Linked DNA regions of Homo sapiens: region 1 is linked to region 2. A link is a loop called in an ENCODE intact Hi-C map of the cell type or tissue named here. Cell type or tissue: CD4-positive, alpha-beta T cell. All regions are shown on one strand. Each heading gives the region's core, and the rest is flanking DNA. Links, peaks and the distances in the headings are about the cores only. Region 1 overlaps LPIN2 (lipin 2). Region 2 has its middle 9.1 kb from the start of TGIF1.

Region 1 (9,782 bases), core at 1,028-9,027, 480 kb before region 2:
GACGATAATCAGAACCATGTTTCCTGTTGAAAGAGAAAAAAATTATAAATAAGGAGGGGGAAAGAAGCCTGCGATGGTGGATGGGAATTGGAGGAACCCGTGTGCCCTCATGATTTTCATATATAGATGCAGGGGTGTGTGTGTGTGTGTGTGTGTGTGTGTGTGTGTACACGTGCACACATCCACCCATTTCCTGGCTCTGCCAGCTTGGGCTGCCTAGAAGCAATGATACCTCAGGAGTTACGAGCACGCCTAATAAGCAGATCTTTGTTCGTAAATACTATTCTTCAATAAAAGGAACTGGCGTAAAATAATTAATGCCAGAGCTGAGGCAGGGAAAGTAGCTTCTTCTGGAACACCTTCTGGTACCAGGAAGGAAGGGTTCAAAAACTGATGGGAGCATTTCAAAGGAACTCAACTTGAAGGACATACACTAACAGTCAAACTGGGACAATCTGAGCAACTAATTTCATTTTTGGAGGCTATCCATTTAAACAGTGTAGCTGGGAAAATAGAAGAATGCTTCTTTAACATGCAAATTCAGACTCTAAACTATTCATACACTATCTCAGAAAAATTAACACTTCACAGCCCTTACTTTTAGAGATCAAGTATGACATTTCTCAATGTGACTACTTATCATCTTTGTGTGACTTTAAATGGAGTTTGGTCTTTCCAAAAATTAAACCTAACATCAAATTATGCTAATATTGGCAATACTTAAAAGAATATGCTGTGAACTCTTCAGGCAACAACAACACAAAGGTTTTAAAAATATTTTGAGAGAACACCAAGTTGGAACAAATTCTTCCCACCAACGTGATTATTTTAAAAAGGACACTAATTTGATGTATGAAATTCTAGTAAAACAGTTTTAAAAATAACCCCTCATTTCCATATAGTCTTACTTCTTACACTGTGGCTTAATTGTGCTGAACATAATATAGGACTAAGATGCTGAAATGAAACTGGTATCTCTGAGAAACAGTCGATGTACTAGACTTTTGAACTAGCTTACCACTCTTTGGGTAAGAATATCTCAAATGTCTTTTGGGAGTCTATTCATCCTGTTTCAAATCATATACAAGCTGAGTGTCTCAAATCCAAAAATCTGAAATCTAAAAATGCTCAAAAATCTGAAACTTCTTGAGCATTTACATGACACTCAAAGATAATGCTCACTGGAGCACTTCAGACGTCAGATTTTCAGATTTGGGATGCTCAACCAGTAAGTATAGTGTAAATATTCCAAAAAATGAAAAAAATGAAATCCAAAATGCTCTGGTCCCAAGCATTTCAGATAAGGGATACTCAACCTGTATTTCTGGTGTGGCTTTAGGGAGTAGAGGTGGGCTGTTGTCCAAGCCAATAAATATATCTCTTTCCCAGCTACAGAAACTGGTCCCAGAGATATGTCCGTTCCTTTGACAGGGAGACTAAATACTGATACTTCTGTAGGAAGCTCTCTCTCCACTGGGATTGATGAGTTAACAGATTGTGAGCCTGGAGGTATTGGTGGCCATTTTACATTAGAGAGAAAACAGAAGTGGAAGCAGAGAGCAGAGGTGGGGAAAGAAAAAGGGAATTCTGACAGCAAGCTTTTTTGCCTAAGCTAGTAGAGGGTAAATTTCTGTTATCAGCAATGAAAATAGTTTTAATACACTGGGTTATTTAACTTTGATAAATAATCTGACCAGGCGTGGTGGCTCACACCTGTAATCCCAGCACTTTGGGAGGCCAAGGCGGGTGGATTACCTGAGATCAGGTAATCCTAGCCAACATGGAGAAACCCCATCTCTACTAAAAACACAAAAAGCAGCCAGGCGTGGTAGCACGCGCCTATAATCCCAGCTACTCGGGAGGCTGAGGCAGGAGAAACGCTTGAATCAGGGAGGCGGAAGTTGCAGTGAGCAGAGATCGCCCCACTGCACTCCAGCTTGGGCGACAAAGCGAGACTCCATCTCAAAAAAAAAAAAAAAACAACAAAAAAAAAAAACAGAAAAAAGAAAAAAAAACTTTTATAAATAATCAAGTAATCAGCTTTTTCTGATATCAATAAATTTTAAAATATCAAGTACACATTTACCTTCTAAAAGTAAACTCCTAAGTTACTAAATTTACTGGGAGTACTGCTGTTCTACCAAACAATTACGTATCAATGGCAGTGGGAAAATTATTATACTACATCTCTCTAAACAGTGGTTTTAAGGTGGTCATGATTTCAAATTCACTTCATAGGTACACCCGTATTTGAAAATTTGGGGTCTTACTTTCACATCAATGGCCAGCTTTCCCTAACCCAAACTGACTTAAAATAAGACAAATAGTTAATGCAAATTGCCAGTGTATCTCAAAGTAGGCATGATTTCAGTTTTACTCTCACAGTTTTTCAGTTTTCTCACAGGAAAGCTGTTTTGGTAAATCAAATGGCCAAATTTCCTCCCAAACATATTCTTTGGGTTTCTGAGATACTAAGGGAGTAGGAGGAAAAAAATTCTCTTTTCCTGTGTCTCATGAGTACATTCCTATTAAAAATGCAACGTTTTGACAAGATAGTAACACAACGATTGTGTAGCTTTTGCACAGGAATTGTATTATTTCCTAAATTAGAGGCACACAGCAAGCAGGAAAAGGTGTTTTATCTACTTGGTCACCATTTACAGATGCATACATGCTTATAAATACATCTGCCTTCAGGTTCCATTTTGAAAGGCCAGACACTGATCCAATGTGATAAAAAACAATCTCAGCAAAAAAAAAAAATAATGATGATGATACCTTATCAGCAGTTTTACAATAGATCCATACACAACTAATGGGAAATTTCAGTTTGTTGCCAATTCCCCCAGAACAGGTCCAGTCTGAAAGTACTATTGGTGTTACCACAAAGAAAGAAAAAATTTCAGAGAACCTAAACTATGGCTAAATAACACTGTTTTGCAATGGAAAGTTTCTAAGTCCCTAAGTAAACTGCAACTGCTTTTGCTTTCTAAAGGGTGACTCTGAACAGAGGCCAGACCACACAAGCCCTGCTACCCTGAAATGTGGTTCTCCAGTGGAAACTGATTTTGTAATACCTAGAAATGAGATGTTTTTCCTGGAGGAAAAAAAGAAAAAGAATATCTAGTTTTGTGAAATCCATTTTCTTTCACTCTCAAAATAACATTTAAGTTTAATTAAATAGAGGGAAATTTCTATTTAAAGCTCAGCTATATAAAATAGCAAAAAGCTGAAAATAAATGTTTTCGACTTACACCAGTGGTCCTCTACCACATACTTTTAGGTCTGTGCCAGAAAATGGTGAGGCTCTTTTGTTGTGCTTTAAAATGTTGACAAAGCCTTTCTATGTTATTTAAGTAGATACTGCGAGGCAAGAATAGAAAGAGAAATCTGTGTACCTGCCAAGTGTTATTACTAGCTCTGTTTTCTAATTTGATTGACATCAGATATACTAGCAAAACTTCCAGCTGCTCCATAACCTGAAGAGGATAAGAAAAACCTACACAAATATCTTCTTCCTGAATGAATCTTCCCTAAAACAAACAAAAGTCAACCAGCCTATGGTCTGTTGGTTAGCATTTCAGTCAAATATGGGGACAAGTCCTGGTATCAACAACAGAATTTAGATTACAAAAGTTTTTACAGCTTTGTCAAAACAAACAAAATGTGGCATTAATTAATTTCCTTTAAAAAAAAAAATATGGCCAGGTGCGGTGGCTCTACACCTGTAATCCCAGAACTTTGGGAGGCCGAGGCCGAAGCCGGTGGATCACTTGAGGTCAGGAGTTCGAGACCAGCCTAGCCAACAAGGTGAAACCCCGTCTCTACTAAAAATACAAAAAATTAGGGGGGCATGGTTGCACGTGCCTGTAATCCCAGGCACTTGGGAGGCTGAGGCAGGAGAATCGCTTGAACCTGGGAGGCGGAGGTTGCAGTGAGCCAAGATCACACCGCTGTACTCCAGCCTGGACAGCAAAGCGAGACTCCGACTCAAAAATGTGTGTGTGTGTGTGTGTGTGTGTGTGTGTGTGTGTGTGTGTGTTCTTGATTATACCCACCTATTCCATTTACAATTAGTATGAAGGTATTAGCCTAAGTATTTAAAAATACTATATAAGGTAAAGGAAATTTTTCTTTTTCTAAATATGTCTAAGTTCCCCCATCTAGTTTCTGTTTTGCTTTTCTGAGTTGCAACATGTAAGATTATTATAATAATTTTCAGTTTCCCTTTCCCTTGAAGAGACTTCTGCAGTCGAGCTTTGTGGTTTTCAAAGTAACTTCAAAAGCAATACATAAAGGTTGACTTCTCGTAACATTGTCTCAACATCATTCAGGTTAAAAAAAAAAAAAGGCCTAGAAAACTCACAATAGCGATTTATTCATAGAGGATGACTTTTCTACTCCTTGAGGACACTCACTCACTTTCTCTTTGAATCTCAGGATGACTTTTCCTCTCCTTGAGGACACTCACCACTTTCTCTTTGGATCTCAGGACTCCCAGCTTTCCAAACCGAACGTGAAAAGGTGAACACTGATAGCTGCCATCCTGCTGCTGTACCACGATGACATCAATGCACCCAGAGAGGGTGGCCTGGTTAATGCCCTTGTAGAGTTCCTTCACAGTGACAATCACCTGCCCAGCCAGCTGTCCCACATAATTCATGGTTTGAGACTACAAGAAACAAAAATTAGATGAGATGTTAACACTAAATTTGTGATCTATTGACAAAGAAATAACAGTCGTAACAAAAATGACACTACTCACTTGTATGCCAGATTTCATATCATTAGCCTTATTAATTTTCAACCTAACAGTCTCATGCTACCATTGTTTCTACGCATTTCCACACACGGACCTCCCGAGACTATTCTCCTTTGTATCTGAGAGGCTGCTCCAGCCAGGGCCTGAGGCATTCCCTTTCCTTTCTCAGCAACCTGGATAGTACTGACTGCCATTAGGGACTTTTTCCCCAAAGTTCAGGATCAGCACAGAATCACCAAAGAACCCTGACCTCCTGCCCAAGACCCTTTGGAACCTGCGGCTACTGCATCCACTTTGGCCATAGCAGCCAAACAGAAAAAACAAACATCATCCCCGGGAGAAACCAGAGATTCATCTTCCAACAGAACCAATGTAATAAATTAGTGAGAGCTACATTTTGTAAGGAACTATTATTACCAGAATAGTATGGTTCGGACACATGCTAGATTAAATAAACTCTGGCAAGTCTGCCTGAGCCTAGCCCATTTATAACATTACTTCTACGGAAAAATCCCTTCAATGACTCAATATAACTAACTGGAACATGCAATCAAGTTCTACAAAGTTCAAAGCACAGAAAAGGGTTTTACTCTTGTTCCTCAACCTCAATTCACTATTCAAATCACAATCAAAAGGTCTGCAAGGAGTTCTCCAGAAAGGCTCAAAGGAGAGGAAGTACAGCTAAAGCCAGGGGTGGCTTTATTGCCTTGGCCCCATCCCCAACTTTTCCACTAATAAAAACCAAATCCCCCCCTTCAGTCCTAATGTCAGATTTTACTTCCAGCTACTGAATACACCCCCACATTTTATTCATTAGATGCTGACACCCCTAATATTATGCCAAAGCACAATTCAGTGAAAGCCATTCTGGGGACTGGAATGACAGAGAGTAACCAAGAGCCCCTCCAATGCTCCAGCTAATTCAGAGGCCAACTTTCACCCAACCACAGGACTGACTGACTGCTCTCCAGGCTGTCTGCCATAAGCAGCTCGTGGTTTCTCTACACCCAGCTTGGAGGCTGCCTTGAGCTTAAAGGTCCATGCTCTGAAAAGTTTCAGAGATCATGTTCTGTGTTGCCAAGTGAGTCCAAAACTGAACTGGGAGAAAGAATGCTGTCTTCTTGGGAAAACTCAGGGGCCTCCAGGATATCTGCCTGCACAGAAATTCACTCTGCTCTTCACAGATGAGTGGCCACGGCAGAGCCCTGATTCTAAATTGTTTCCTGTTCCTACACGCGGATGAATGTGTAATCAAGGCCCATCAGTTCTACACCATGAAGCATCGCCATGATAATTTTACCCTGGAAGAAATTTTTAAAATATTTTAAAACTAATGTTACCAAGGCCCTTAAATGCACCCATAGAAAAGCTGGAAAACGCTTGTGCTGCAAAACTTACTCCTAAATAACAAAATAAGATGACATCCTTTATGTGATATCAAACAATTATAATCTGGTGATGGTTTTGGAATAATTGATTTGACCTCAATAGCTAAACCAAATTAAGCATGTATCAAGTGCTCAATAATCATTTATTGAATGAATGAACAAATGAACTAGTAATAAATGAGACTAAAAAAATAAGAAACATAAAAAAAAAGTGTGGGGAGGAAATAGTGTTTCATCAAAATATTCATATAACATCCCATTATGTTTTTAATAATTAAATTCCTATTTTGAGGTCACTGTAGATTCACATGTGGTTCTAAAAAATAACACAGCTAGATCTCATGCATCCTTTTCATATTCTGTAGGTAATGCATATTCACAACATGCTTTTTACCTACATGGCACACACATGAATTAAACAGCATCCAAGCAGTCAATCTTGGTATTACTGCTTGAATGGTGGTGGCAATGTTAAAATGAATTTTATTACAAGAAAAAAAAAACATGTTAGACCTTTTCTTAAAATAAACAAAAAAATGCTAACTTTTAAGCATTGACATTCAGCCACAAACAAGTCTTATAAACATAAATGTGTAACAAGCTTCCATCAACTACAGCATAAAATTCATAATTAAGTGTAACCGTACCTATTCAAGATTATTTTAACTACCATGGTTAAGGGATGTGCTGTTATATGGGAAAACCTAATGTGTAAATGCCAGTTGCTAAATGTAGAAAAATACAGGTTGTCAAATAACTGGTTTTCTCTTGACAGATAATGAAACAATGACATTTATATTGTGAAGGCTGGTAAAACAAAAGTAAAGGGAGGCCTGTAGCTTAACATGCTACACCCTGGGTATGATGAGCAGCTGTCTGCTAGAAGGGTCACCCCAACAGAGCTGGGGAAAGAGGCTTCCTCACCGTTAGTTACGTCTGGAGGAAATGCAGTTGTTCGTCATAGGCATGAGGGATATGTTAAACAGCCTGCTCTTGAAGCAGAATCTAGTGCCATATACCTTATTCCTACATGCTAGCCCAGCATAGCTACACAATAAGAACCAAGTCAGACCTGTCCTGGTCAACACCTGGGAAAGCCACACTCTGAACCAGCAGCAGAAAAGATACACAATGATGTAACCCAAATGTTTAAAAAATATAGCAAAATAACACACTATAAACTATTCCTCCTATTTTATCATGAATGATGAGGGAAAATGTGGGAGGACAAAATAAATAATGGAGAGTGACAGAGACCAAAGGAGAGCCATGCAGAAAGAAACAAACAAGAAGTCACAGAGAAAAAAGAGCAAAAGCAAAGACAGAATATTTAACCAGAAAGGCAGGCTCATTTGGAGATGCCCACACAAAAAGCAAAATGTGGAAATGAAAAATGGTCACAGAGCAGCATCCCTATCTTGAGGCTTACGGGCATAAATAAAAATATTAAAGTGCACTTGCTGATTCTTGGAACAAGAAGAATACATCCAGCCCATTCTTTTAACAAATACCAAAAATGCTTCTAACACATCTCTGAAATACTCTAACAATAATCACACTGGAAACAACTCTTTTTTTGAAAGCTCGTAACATCCCAAATTCTTAAACTTATACATTATTATCTCAGAACTACTTTAGAGGTGGTATTATTTCTATTTTTAAAGACAATTAAGGCTGGGTGTAGTGGCTCACGCCTGTAATCCCAGCACTCTGAGAGGCTGAGGCAAGCAGATCACTTGAAGTCAGGAGTTCAAGACCAGCCTGGCCAACACGGTGAAGGCCCGTCTTTACTAAAAATACAAAAAATTAGCCGGGCGTGATGGCGTGCGCCTGTAGTCCCAGCTACTTGGGAGGCTGAGGCAGGAGAATCACTTGAACCTGGGAAGCGGAGGGTGCAGTGAGCCGAGATCACACCACTGCACTCAAGCCTGGGTGACAGAGCAAGACTCCGTCTCAAAAAAAAAAAAAAAAAAAAAAAGAAATGAGGGTTAGAAAAGTTAAGTAATATCTATGACCTCCCTCTGTCCCCCACCACCACCAAATTCATATATTGAAGCCCTGACGCCCAATGTGATGGTATTTGGAGACAGGGCCTTTGGGAAGTAATTAGGTTTAGATGAGGTCACATGGGTGGAGCCTCCATGTGATGGATTAGTGTCCTTCTAAGAGGAGAAAGAGACCCAGACCACGCTCTCTTTCCTTTCCTCGTGAGAATACAGCAAGAAGTCTGCAAACCAGGAAGAGAGCCCAATCGGCTGGCACTTTGATCTGTGAGAATGGTAAGAAATAAATGTCTGTTGTTTAAGCCAAATACCATCTATGGTATTCTGCTGCAGTACCCCAAGCTGACTAAGACAAGTCTCTTCTTAAACATCGCATGCTATGCTGCATTTCAGTTTTGGGATCGTTACAGTTGACAGAGACTCACTACTTTACCAAGAAGTCCATAAAAATGTCAGAGAACTATTATGTCCACTAGAAATCACACTGAATATTACCACGCTCTTCCAAATGAAACCACAACACACCAAAGAATTTATCAGAGTCTCTTCTATTCTAGGCTAAGCATTCTTGTTCCTTAAAATATGTGAACTGATTGGGTCTACTCTGACTCTTATGACAATTATTTATGTCCATCTTTAAAAACGATATTTAAAGACAGCTAGACACAATGGCTCAGATGTGGCCTGACTGCTACACAGTGTATGTAATATACAGTGTGCTGTTTAGGCCTAGGTACCTTCCCATGGGCTAGATTAAGTATTGGGAGCTCCGAAGGAAAAGAAGTACTTATTGATTACTCAAATAAAAAAGTGAAGAAAAAAAAAAGCAGTAGAAAATAAGCAACTACAATACTTATTAGAGACCAAATGGCCCTTCGCATATAAAATTCAATACGCCAAATTAGTCCTTCATGCATAAAATTTGACAGTGCCCACTATCATATTTTTCTTATCAAATATTTTAAGGTATAAAAGGACACACACTGGAATGAATGGTAGCTTTCAAGATTTCGTTATTCACCAAAAGTTTGAAGATCAGCTTAGCATCTTTTGCTGAGCATCAAAGAAACTAAAATGAATAATCACTATATGGAGTATGGATTTATAAATAAAATGGGCCAGGCGCGGTGGCTCACGCCTGTAATCCCAGCACTTTGGGAGGCCGAGGCAGGTAGATCACTTGAGGTCAGGAGTTCAAGACCAGCCTGGCCAATATGGTGAAACCCCATCTCTACTAAAAATACAAAAAAATTGGCCTGTATCGTGACACATGCCTGTAGCCCCAGCTACTCGGGAGGCTGAGGCAGGAGAATCGCTTGAACCCGGGAGGCAGAGGTTGCAGTGAGCTGAGATCGTGCCACTGCACTCCAGCCTGGGTGACAGAGTGAGACTCCCAATCTCAAAAAAAAAAAAAAAAAAGCATCAGTAAATAGGTTCAAATACCAATCCCCCTCCTACAAAAACTGCTTAAAATTATTTCAATTATTTGATGTGTTCAATCAAAAATAACTTTTGTTAAGGAAAAGAGTAATCAGAGATAAAAGGTAGTTTAAAAACAATAAAAAAAATTCATAAATTATCAGCACAAAATGGACACATTCTATTTACTTTTATTTTCATTTTGAGACA
Region 2 (9,782 bases), core at 563-8,562:
ATTAACTTAAAAAATAATGCCTATTGCTTTTTATGATGATAAAAGTAAGACAGTACCAGCTAATTGCAGAAAACTTGCAAAAGGCTAAAAACAGTGAAGAGCCATAATCCCACAACTTGGGCATAAGCATTATTTACATTTTGGCTGACAAATAGTCAAACTTTATCCAGCAGATGAAGCTGAATCCCAGAAGAGAGGCACAAAATTTTAATTTGTGTTTTGCTTTGTTTCTGTGAACATTCAAATAATGTCTGGAGTGGATGTAGGTTAGAATGTAAATCTATAGGCCCCAGATTAAATAAAAGAAGCCCTGAATGTAGCCGGGCATGGTGGCTCATGCCTGTAATTCCAGCACTTTGGGAGGCTGAGGCAGGTGGATCACCTGAGGTCAGGAGTTCGAGACCAGCCTGGCCAACGTGGTGAAAGCCCGTCTCTACTAAAAATACAAAAATTAGCCGGTTGTGGTGTCGCACTCCTGTAGTCCCAGCTACCCAGGAGGCTGAGGCAGGAGAATCTCTTGAACCCGGGAAGTGGAGGTTCCAGTGAGCCAAGATGGTGCCACTGCACTCCAGCCTGGGAGATAGAGGGAGACTCAAAAAAAGAGGGCTGGGTTTGGTGGCTCACACCTGTAATTCCAGCACTCTGGGAGGCCGAGGTGGGTGGATCATTCCAGGTCAGGAGTTCAAGACCAGCCTGGCCAACATGGTGAAACTCCATCTCTACTAAAAATACAAAAATTAGCCAGGCCTGGTGGCTCATGCCTGTAATCCCAGCTACTCGGGAGGCTGAGGCACGAGAATGGCCTGACCCCAGGAGGCAGAAGTTGCAGTGAGCCGAGATTGCGCCACTGCACTCCAACCTGGGTGACAGCGCAGGACTCCATCTCAAAAATAATAATAATAATAAAATAAAATAAACCCTCAATTTTATTTACCCAGAAAAAAGAGTGCCAACTCTTTTTGCACATCCTCCAAACCTTCTCAACTGTATTTTTCAAGAACAATCGATAGTTGACATGACTTCTCTGTGTGTGGAGGTGTGCGAGCATGGGGGATCTGCATTCTTATCCTGCAGATAATCAATGAGGAATGAGTGTAAACGTTCCATTCCTGTATACGTTTTCTTGTTTCTAGCTTAGGCCACCTGTTACCAGATAAGGATTTCCTAGCAGTAAATTAATTAAACCTTTACCTATCTTGAAGTCCAACAATACATAATTTATATTATTTTTCTCCTGGACTAAAATTTATTTTGCATTTTTAATGATTACCATTTGCAAAATAATAAGTGATGTATTTTGGGAGTGGGTGAGGGAGAAATGGGAACAGAAAGTGTATATTGAAGTTATATTAGAGAGAAAGCTTTTTTCTAAACAGCAATTTTCGTATGAAAAACAGAGGTTATTTGTTAATTGTATTTCAAAGCTACACGGAAGGGCTTGTATTTCTGGCTGGGGGTGGTGGTTCAAAGAGATGCTTCTTGGAAACTCAGCAAAATGATGACAGAAGTCAAAGCACATATGGTTATAGAATCACTAATCCCCTTGGAAAATGCATTTTGTGATCAGACAAGAAGTGACAAGTGGCCGGGCACGGTGGCTCATGCCTGTAATCCCAGCACTTTGGGAGGCCAAGGCAGGCGGATCACCTGAGGTCGGGAGTTCGAGACCAGCCTGGCCAACATGGTGAAACCCCATCTCTACTAAAAATACAAAAATTAGCCAGGTGTGGTGGTGCACGCTTGTAATCCCAGCCACTTGGGAGACTGAGGCAGGAGAATCGCTTGAACCCGGGAGGCAGAGGTTGCAGTGAGCCGAGATCACGCCATTGAACTCCAACCTGGGTGACAAGAGCGAAAGTCCGTCTCAAAAAAAAAAAGTGACAAGTGACTAATTAAATAGAAGTTAGTGTAGGTTGTTGTTGTATTTTTTTTCCATAAAGAAGCTGATAGAATCAATATATCATTTTATTAGTTGAAAGCGCAGTGAACCTAAGTCAAGCAATCTAGACCCTGCTTTTGAAAAAGTTGGTTTAGTTTTTAAAACCAAATGGGATTCTCGTGAAGCAAAAAATATTTAGTCACAAATTACAGATGTGTGACTTGCAGTGAAGGGTCATGTGTGCAAGAGTTATGAGAGATGGGAGAAGAGAGAGAAGGTGAGGGAGGGAGGACAAGCATGCAGATAAGTTACCTGAAATTCTCCTACTTTTTTCAAACCTAAAGGTCAGAATGTTATGTTTTAAAACTTTGTAATATGGCTGTTTGTGTTTCTATGTCACCATCTGGCTGTGCTGGCTAAAAACAGCTCCATGTTGGATGTATCAAGTCCTTCTAGACTTCACCCCCCATCTTCCATTCCCATCATTTCATACACACAAACACACACACACACACACACACACACACACACGAGAAGGAAATCATTAGCCATTACTTTTTCTAAAAGTTAATTTTGTCTAGTCAATAAAGTAAAACAATGTTCCTGGAGATCTCAAAGTGAGATACTGATTTGGTGAACATGTTTCCTGAACCAAAAAAAATCAAGGCGCGTAGTCTGACCGGTGCAAACAGAAGTGGAAATAAATATTTGAGAGTAGGACTATCCAGAAGAGAAGTTTTCCTTCTGTGATTGGTCTAAAATAAGCTAGTAGAACTAAAAGCATTAAAGTTCCATCTAAAAATAAAATGGAATTGTTCTCTCTGACAAGAAGAAATTGTATAAACATAGGAATATAAATAGCTAGAAAGAAAAAGACAATAGAGCATAATTCTGGGACTACTTGGCCCCATTAGTAAACAAATCATTTAGACCGAGGAATAAGGAGTTACTGATCAGGCAAGCAGGATCATTCACTATGAGAGCTTATCCAGAAGACATATGATGTCTGGAATTTGCTTTAAAGTAATATAGGTGAAGACGAAGTGTGTAAGGGAGAAGGTGACACTAGATGGGTCATGAATTGATCATTGTTGAAGCTGGGTGATGGTTCTTTGGGGATTTATTACACTAGGATCTCCTCACTATTGGATATATTTAAAATTTTCCATAATCAAAAGTAAAAAAAGCAAAACAAACAAAAACACTCTGGACACAACAGAGTCCTTGTTTCTGAAGTCACCTCACTATTTTAATTTTTTTTTTTTTTTGAGACGGAGTCTTGCTCTATTGCCCAGGTTGGAGTACAGTGGCAGATCTCGGCTCACCGCAACCTCCTCCCAGGTTCAAGCGATTCTCCTGCCTCAGCCACCCGATTAGCTGGGATTACTGGCATGCTCCACCATGCTTGGCTAATTTTGTATTTTTAGTAGAGATGGGATTTCTCCATTTTGGTCAGGCTGGCCTTGAACTCCCAACCTCAGGTGATTCGCCCGCCTCAGCCTCCCAAAGTGCTGGGATTACAGGCATGAGCCATCGTGCCCAGCTCTAAAGATTTTTTTAAAATAAAATTTATTCAGGACTAGTAGACGTGTGTGAATTGTTGCCTGTCTCAGGGAAAGGAGAAAAGAAAAATAGGAATGGGGCCAGGCGTGGCACCTCATGCCTGTAATCCCAGCACTTGGGGAAGCCAAGGTGGGCGGATAGATTGAGCCCAGGAGTTCAAGACCAGACTGGGCAACGTAGTGAAACCCGGTCTCTAAAAAAAATACAAAAATCAGCCAGGCGTTGTCGTGGGCGCCTTTGGTCCCAGCTATTAGGGAGGCTGAGGTGAGAGAATCACCTGAGCCCAGGAGGTGGAGGTTGCAGTGAGCCAAGATCGAACCACTGCACTCCAGCTTGGGCAACAGAGGAAGACCCTGTCTCAAAGAAAAAAAAAAAAAAGTACTGATTTAGACATTTATTTCACCCTTGAAAAGGAGCTCTACTAGTCTACTCTGTAACCCCGCACTTTGGGAGGCTGAGGAGAGCAGATCCCTTGAGGTCAGAAGTTTGAGACCAGGCTGGCCAACATGGCAAAACCCGGTCTCTACTAAAAATACAAAAATTAGCCAAACATGGTGGTTCATGCCTGTATTCCTCATTACTTGGGAGGCTGAGGCAGGAGAATCGCTTGAACCTGGGAGGCAGAGGTTGCAAGTGAGCCGATATCGTGCCACTGCACTCCAACCTGGGTGACAGAGCAAGACTCTTTCTCCAAAAAAAAAAAAAAAATTACCTGCATTAGGATTAACATTTCCAGTTTTGCAGATTTGGTCATCCAAATCCAAAGCCATTTGGGTTGGTAAATGGTTTGACAGTATTTGTTCTTATTTCTTGTAAAAGGCAATGAATAGTTGGCTCCCAGAGTGTCATTAGGGGTTATTCACATTTGCTGATGATTAACCACTAATGGCTCTTGGACTCCAGACACTGACTTCAACTTACCACTTTCCGCCCCGATTAGAAAGGCCTTCCCCAGTCTAAACACAACTGTGTCCCATTTCAGATGCCTGCTCAGGTTTTTATACAAGATTTGTGAAAAATCTCCTTTAACACAAATGAGAACGAAACGTAAATGTCCGATAATTGGGCATTGGTACATAAATTATATCCATAGTTACAATGGACTATTATTTAGTTGTTAAAAACGGATGTAGGCTCCCTGAGTCAGTCTAAGATTGGGCTGGTGTCTTCCTCTCCACACTTACATCACTCCAAAGGTAGTAACTGTTAATCTTTCTACACTTATCCTTCCAGAAAAATACAGGCATACAAAAATTTTATGCAAAAGGGATAATATTGTAGAGTTCTATACCTGGCTTTTAAATAAAACAACTTAACATCTATTAATAATCTTTCCATGTCAGTTCAGTCTGATTTACTTTATTGTTGTAATGACAGAAAAACAAAGTTTTCATGTCCCCCCCTCCATGTTTTTTGGTTATCTGGATTCCTTTTTAGGTAAAATACAAATCTACAGGCTGTCCAACTTTTTAAACACAGAGTTTTTCTTTTCTACGGTTTGTATAAGCCCTTCATGAATTAAGTCAATTGGGCTTATGCCTGAATGTGCTACAACTATTTTTCCAAGTTTCTTAGCTTTTGAAAATTTTATACAATTTTTCCTTAAACATAAATTCTTTCTAAGAAACAAAGTACTTATAAACATTTATATCTCATCATTTCTTGATTTTGTGCTCTGGTTAGAAAGGCCTTCCCCACTCCAAGATCATACATTTACTCATGCTTTCTTCTAGAAGTGTGTGTTTCACCCTTGGCACTACTGACATTTTGAACAGGAGAATTCTTGGTGTGGGGGCTGTGGTGTGCGTGGTAGAATGTTGGGCAGCATCCCTGGTCTCTATCCACTAGATGCCAGTAGCAACACCTCCTCTCCAGCTGCAGTCACCAAACATGTCTCCCGACATTGTCAAATGTTCCCTGGAAGGAAAAATTGCCACATACACACCCTGCTTTGAGAACCACTATTCTAGAATATACATAGGTGCATTTTAAATTACTTTTACATTTCATTCAGATGAATTGTACTTATGTTAAGGGAGTGAAATGGAGATTTAGCTTTATTTTTTTAACCGAAGGTAGTCAATTATCCCAATTCAATTTATCTCTGATATGAAAAGCCACCTTTGCCAAAATCTAAATCCCCATTATATTCTAATCTGCCTCCTTATTGTTTCTTCTTTATTATTTCTCCAGCATAAAACTTTTACATTTAAATTATAGACTTCAAAATATGCTTTAATATTTGGAAGGCTTCCCCAGTGTTCCCCTATACCAGCTCTTCTCTTTCAGAATTTCCCCAGCTGCTGTGAGGTTTTAATTTCAATGAACTGTGGCATTGTTTCATCAATTAAAAAGAAAAAGAAAGCCCTGTTGGTATTTTAATGAAAATCACTTTGAATTTAAAGACTGATTTGGGGAGAATAAACATCTTTATATAACTTTCACTATTGGATCTTGCTAGAAAGAATAAGTTGTCTTTTATTTTACTTGTCTTCCTTTATGTCTCTCAGTAGGGTTTTAAAGTTTTCTTTATAAAACTTGCAGAAATTTCTGTCAATTTTATTCCTAGATATTTCATCATTTTATTGCTATTATAAATGGCTACTCTAGAGCTTTGGGAAGAAGTAACTGTGATAAATGGAAATGTGGATGAATTAGCCCTTTAATGGAAAGAAAAGGAATAAGTTAAAAACTGGTACAGTATTCTGAAGGTCTTTTATAATATAAATATAGTACTTAGTCCAATGATTTTTTTTTAAACAAATGGGGACACATTGCCTTCTTGCATTTATAATATTAGTTCACTGCTTTTTGCTCTTTGTCAGATGAGCTTTTAAGCTAATACAAAAATAGGCTGTCCCTTACTTATCATTTTAAAAAGAAAAGAAAAAAGAATATACAAAAAAAATCAATACAATAGAAAAGTTGGCAAAAGTTATGAACAGGATTGTGCAGTAGCTCAACTTGTAATCCAAGCACTTTGGGAGACTGAGATGGGAGGATCCCTTGAAACCAAGGAGTTCAAGACCAGCCTGGGCAACATAGTGAGACCGCATCTCTACTTTTATTAAATAAATAAAAAATCTTTAAAAAATAATGTTATGAATAAGCAAGAAGAAGAAATAAAAATGACTAATACATACACAAAAATGGGCTCACCCTCTCAAAGAAATGTGAACAATAAAAACATTTGGTTCCATTTACTTACCTGGGAGATAGACAAATAGGAAATTGATTGATAATATTCAGCGTTAGTGAGGGCACAAAGAAAGAGATCTCACATAACTTTGGTGAGATTTTAAATAGGTAAGATCATTTGGAGGCAATTTGGCAATATCTATCAAAATTCTGAATGAAACACGTTTTGATGCAGCTATTCCACCTCCCAGAAACTCCTACAGATATGCTCACAGAAGCCCCAAAAGATCTGCATACAAACTAACATTCTGTTGGGCCCAGCCGGTTCATTATCAGTATGCCCCAGTACACAATCAGAAGGGGCTCTTCTAATTGGCTGATGCGCGTATTCTATCAGTTGTTAAATATTTCAAATGTAATTGCACTATCTTTTTGTGCTGAGTTACACATTGGAAACAATTAAATGCTCATTACTAAGAAAATAAATGAAAAAGCAAATTGCAGAATATTAGTATTGTTTAGATTATTGGCTCATGGGTTATACTGGCAGGATAAATTAATTAACTCCCACAGACTACAACTTCTTCATCTGTAAGGTGGGGATAATAATACTTTTTTTTTTTTTCCAGATAGGGTTTCGCTCTTGTCTCCCAGACTGGACAACAGTGGTGCAATATAGCTCACTGCAGCCTTGAACTTCCAGGCTCTGCAGGCTCTAACTCTGTGCACTACAGGTGTATACCACGAAGCCCAGCCAATATAATATGAAAATAATAATAATGAGAACTTTTTTTTTGAGATGTAATTTCGTTCTGTTACCCAGGCTGGAGTGCAATGGCGCAATCTCGGCTCACTCCACCTCCCAGGTTCAAGTGAATTCTCGTGCCTCACGAATTCACTTGAAATTCACTTGAATTCACCATGGGGTTTCACCATGTTGGCCAGGCTGGTCTCGAACTCCTGACCTCAGATGATCTGCCCGCCTTGGCCTCCCAAAGTGCTGGGATTACAGACATGAGCCACTGTACCTGGCCATGAGTACTTCTTAGGGTTGTTTTAAGTAGTAAATAAAATAAAAGAAGGAAAGTATTTGCATACTGCCTGGCATGCTGTATACAATAAATGATTGTATTCTTTCTTTTTTTTTTTTTTTTGAGACGGAGTCTAGCTCTTTCACCCAGGCTGGACTGCAGTGGCACGATCTCGGCTCACTGCAACCTCCACCTCCCGGGTTCAAACGATTCTCCTGCCTCAGCCTACCGAGCAGCTGGGACTACAGGCGCGTGCCACCACTGTGCCACCATGCCCAGCTAATTTTTGTATTTTTAGTACAGACGGGTTTCACCATATGGGCCAGGCTGGTCTCGAGGTCCTGACCTCATGATCCACCTGCCTCAGCCTCCCAAAATGCTGGGATTACAGGCATGAACCATTGCACCCGGCCTGTATTCTTATTTTAAATTATTCTTATAGTCTCACTTTCTTTTCTTTTTTTTTTTTTTTGTCTTTTTAAAATTTTTTAACTTTAATTTACATTTGGTGGTACATGTGAAGGTTTCTTAAATAAGAAAACATGTCACAGGGTTTGTTGTACATATTATTTCATCATCCAGATAAGCCCAGTACCCAAAATTTCTGCTCCTCTCCCTCCTCCCACCCTCCTCACTCAAGTAAACCCCAGTGTCTGATGTTTCCTTCTTTGTGTTCGTAAGTTCTTATCATTTAGCTCCCATATAGTCTCACTTTCATGCATTATTCATTTGATAAATATTGGGTACCTATGATGTGTTAGGCACTGTATTAAGTACATAAAGGTTTTGTTTGTTTTTGTTTTTTGTTGTTGTTGTTTTTGAGACGGAGTCTCACTCTGTCACCCAGGCTTGAGTACAGTGGTGCGATCTCGGTTCACTTAAGTGCATAAATATTTAATAATGAAAATTTTTTAAAAATAAAAAAACAAAACAAATTTAAAAAAAGATTTAATAATGAACATACATTTGAGTGGGAGGTCAGAGGGAAAAAACCAAGCCAACAGTCAAGTAAGCAAAATAATTGAAAACTGTGATGTTATGGAAGAAATAAAGGATTGAGCTAGATTTGTGGTTCTGAACCAGGGGTGATCCTCCTCCCCATGGGGATTTCTATCCCCATGGAACATCTGCCAACATATGGAGACATCTGTGTTTGTCACAGCTTGGGGGAAGGATGCCACTGGCACACACTGGTTAGTGTCCAGGGATGTCACTAAATATCCTACAATGCACAGGACAGCCCCACAAGAAAGAATGATCCAGCCCCAAACGTCAATAGGGCTGTGGTTGAGAACTCCTGAGCCACACGATGGCAGCGGGGCTACCTAATTTAGGTCAGGTGATCAGCGAAGACTCCTCTAAGAAGTAACATTTAGGCCTAGCCTTGACTGGTGAGAAACTGCCAGAGGATCAACAAGTGGTGAAGGAACATCCCGGGCAGAGGGGACTTGGGAACAAGTAACAATGGAAAACCCATTGCCTTTGTGCATAATATACAAATGCCTAAATGAAGAATGGAAGGGGGCAGTTACCAGGTCGGCCATGTCTCACTTAGTATATTCTCTCTTGCTTGAATTTTCAGAACTTTTTTTGTAGTTAAAAAATGAGAAGAAGGCCGGGCGTAGTGGCTCACGCCTGTAATCCCAGCACTTTGGGAGGCTGAGGCGGGCGGATCATGAGGTCAGGATATCGAGACCATCCTGGCTAACATGGTGAAACCCTGTCTCTACTAAAAACACAAAAAATTAGACGGGCGTGGTGGCAGGTGCCTGTGGTCCCAGCTACTCGGGAGGCTGAGGCAGGAGAATGGCGTGAACCCAGGAGGCAGAGCTTGCAGTGAGCCGAGATTGCGCCACTGCACTCCAGCCTGGGTGACAGAGCAAGACTCTGTCTCAAAAAAAAAAAAAAAAAAAAAAAAAAAAAAGAGAAGAAAAGCAAAAAAAAAAAAAAAAAAAAAAGCGCAGACAGATTGGAAGAGAGCTTCTTGTAAAACTGGAGGTAGATTTCAGAGCACAACCCCCCACAGTGTTCAGGAGGCCCTGGCGTCCCTGGCATAATCTGAGGTTAGTTTCTGCCCTCCACATCCATCTGACCTTCTGAAATGACAAGATTTCCCAGAGACCACTTGATTTATAATCAGATAATTTATGTTGGGTACCCAGTTTTATGCC

The links. Peaks named below come from ENCODE experiments on the same cell type or tissue, not always from the same donor. Only the 100,000 strongest peaks of a DNase experiment are listed, where the experiment ranks them.
Region 1: a loop joins it to region 2, with 4 times the contacts of the local background. A loop is called at or near these places in 9 of 110 quality-filtered maps.

What each region holds. Positions count from the first base shown.
Region 1 is chr18:2,956,178-2,965,959 of GRCh38, forward strand. It overlaps LPIN2 (lipin 2), which reads right to left. Exons shown (of 20, transcript NM_001375808.2): 2 at 4,472-4,672. The coding sequence starts at 4,663. Among named protein-coding and RNA genes, the nearest start is that of LPIN2-AS2, 5.9 kb to the right of the region's middle. RefSeq lists enhancers at 862-921, 1,797-1,956, 4,141-4,240. In CD4-positive, alpha-beta T cell, for the core only: no CTCF peak of the experiment used is centred there; DNase peaks (open chromatin) are centred at 4,254, 4,554, 7,074, 8,404 and 3 weaker places; H3K4me3 peaks cover 2,292 bases; H3K27ac peaks cover 7,704 bases.
Region 2 is chr18:3,436,219-3,446,000 of GRCh38, forward strand. It overlaps a transcript of TGIF1 not described here. Among named protein-coding and RNA genes, the nearest start is that of TGIF1, 9.1 kb to the right of the region's middle. In CD4-positive, alpha-beta T cell, for the core only: a CTCF peak has its summit at 5,290 (motif pointing right); a DNase peak (open chromatin) is centred at 5,283.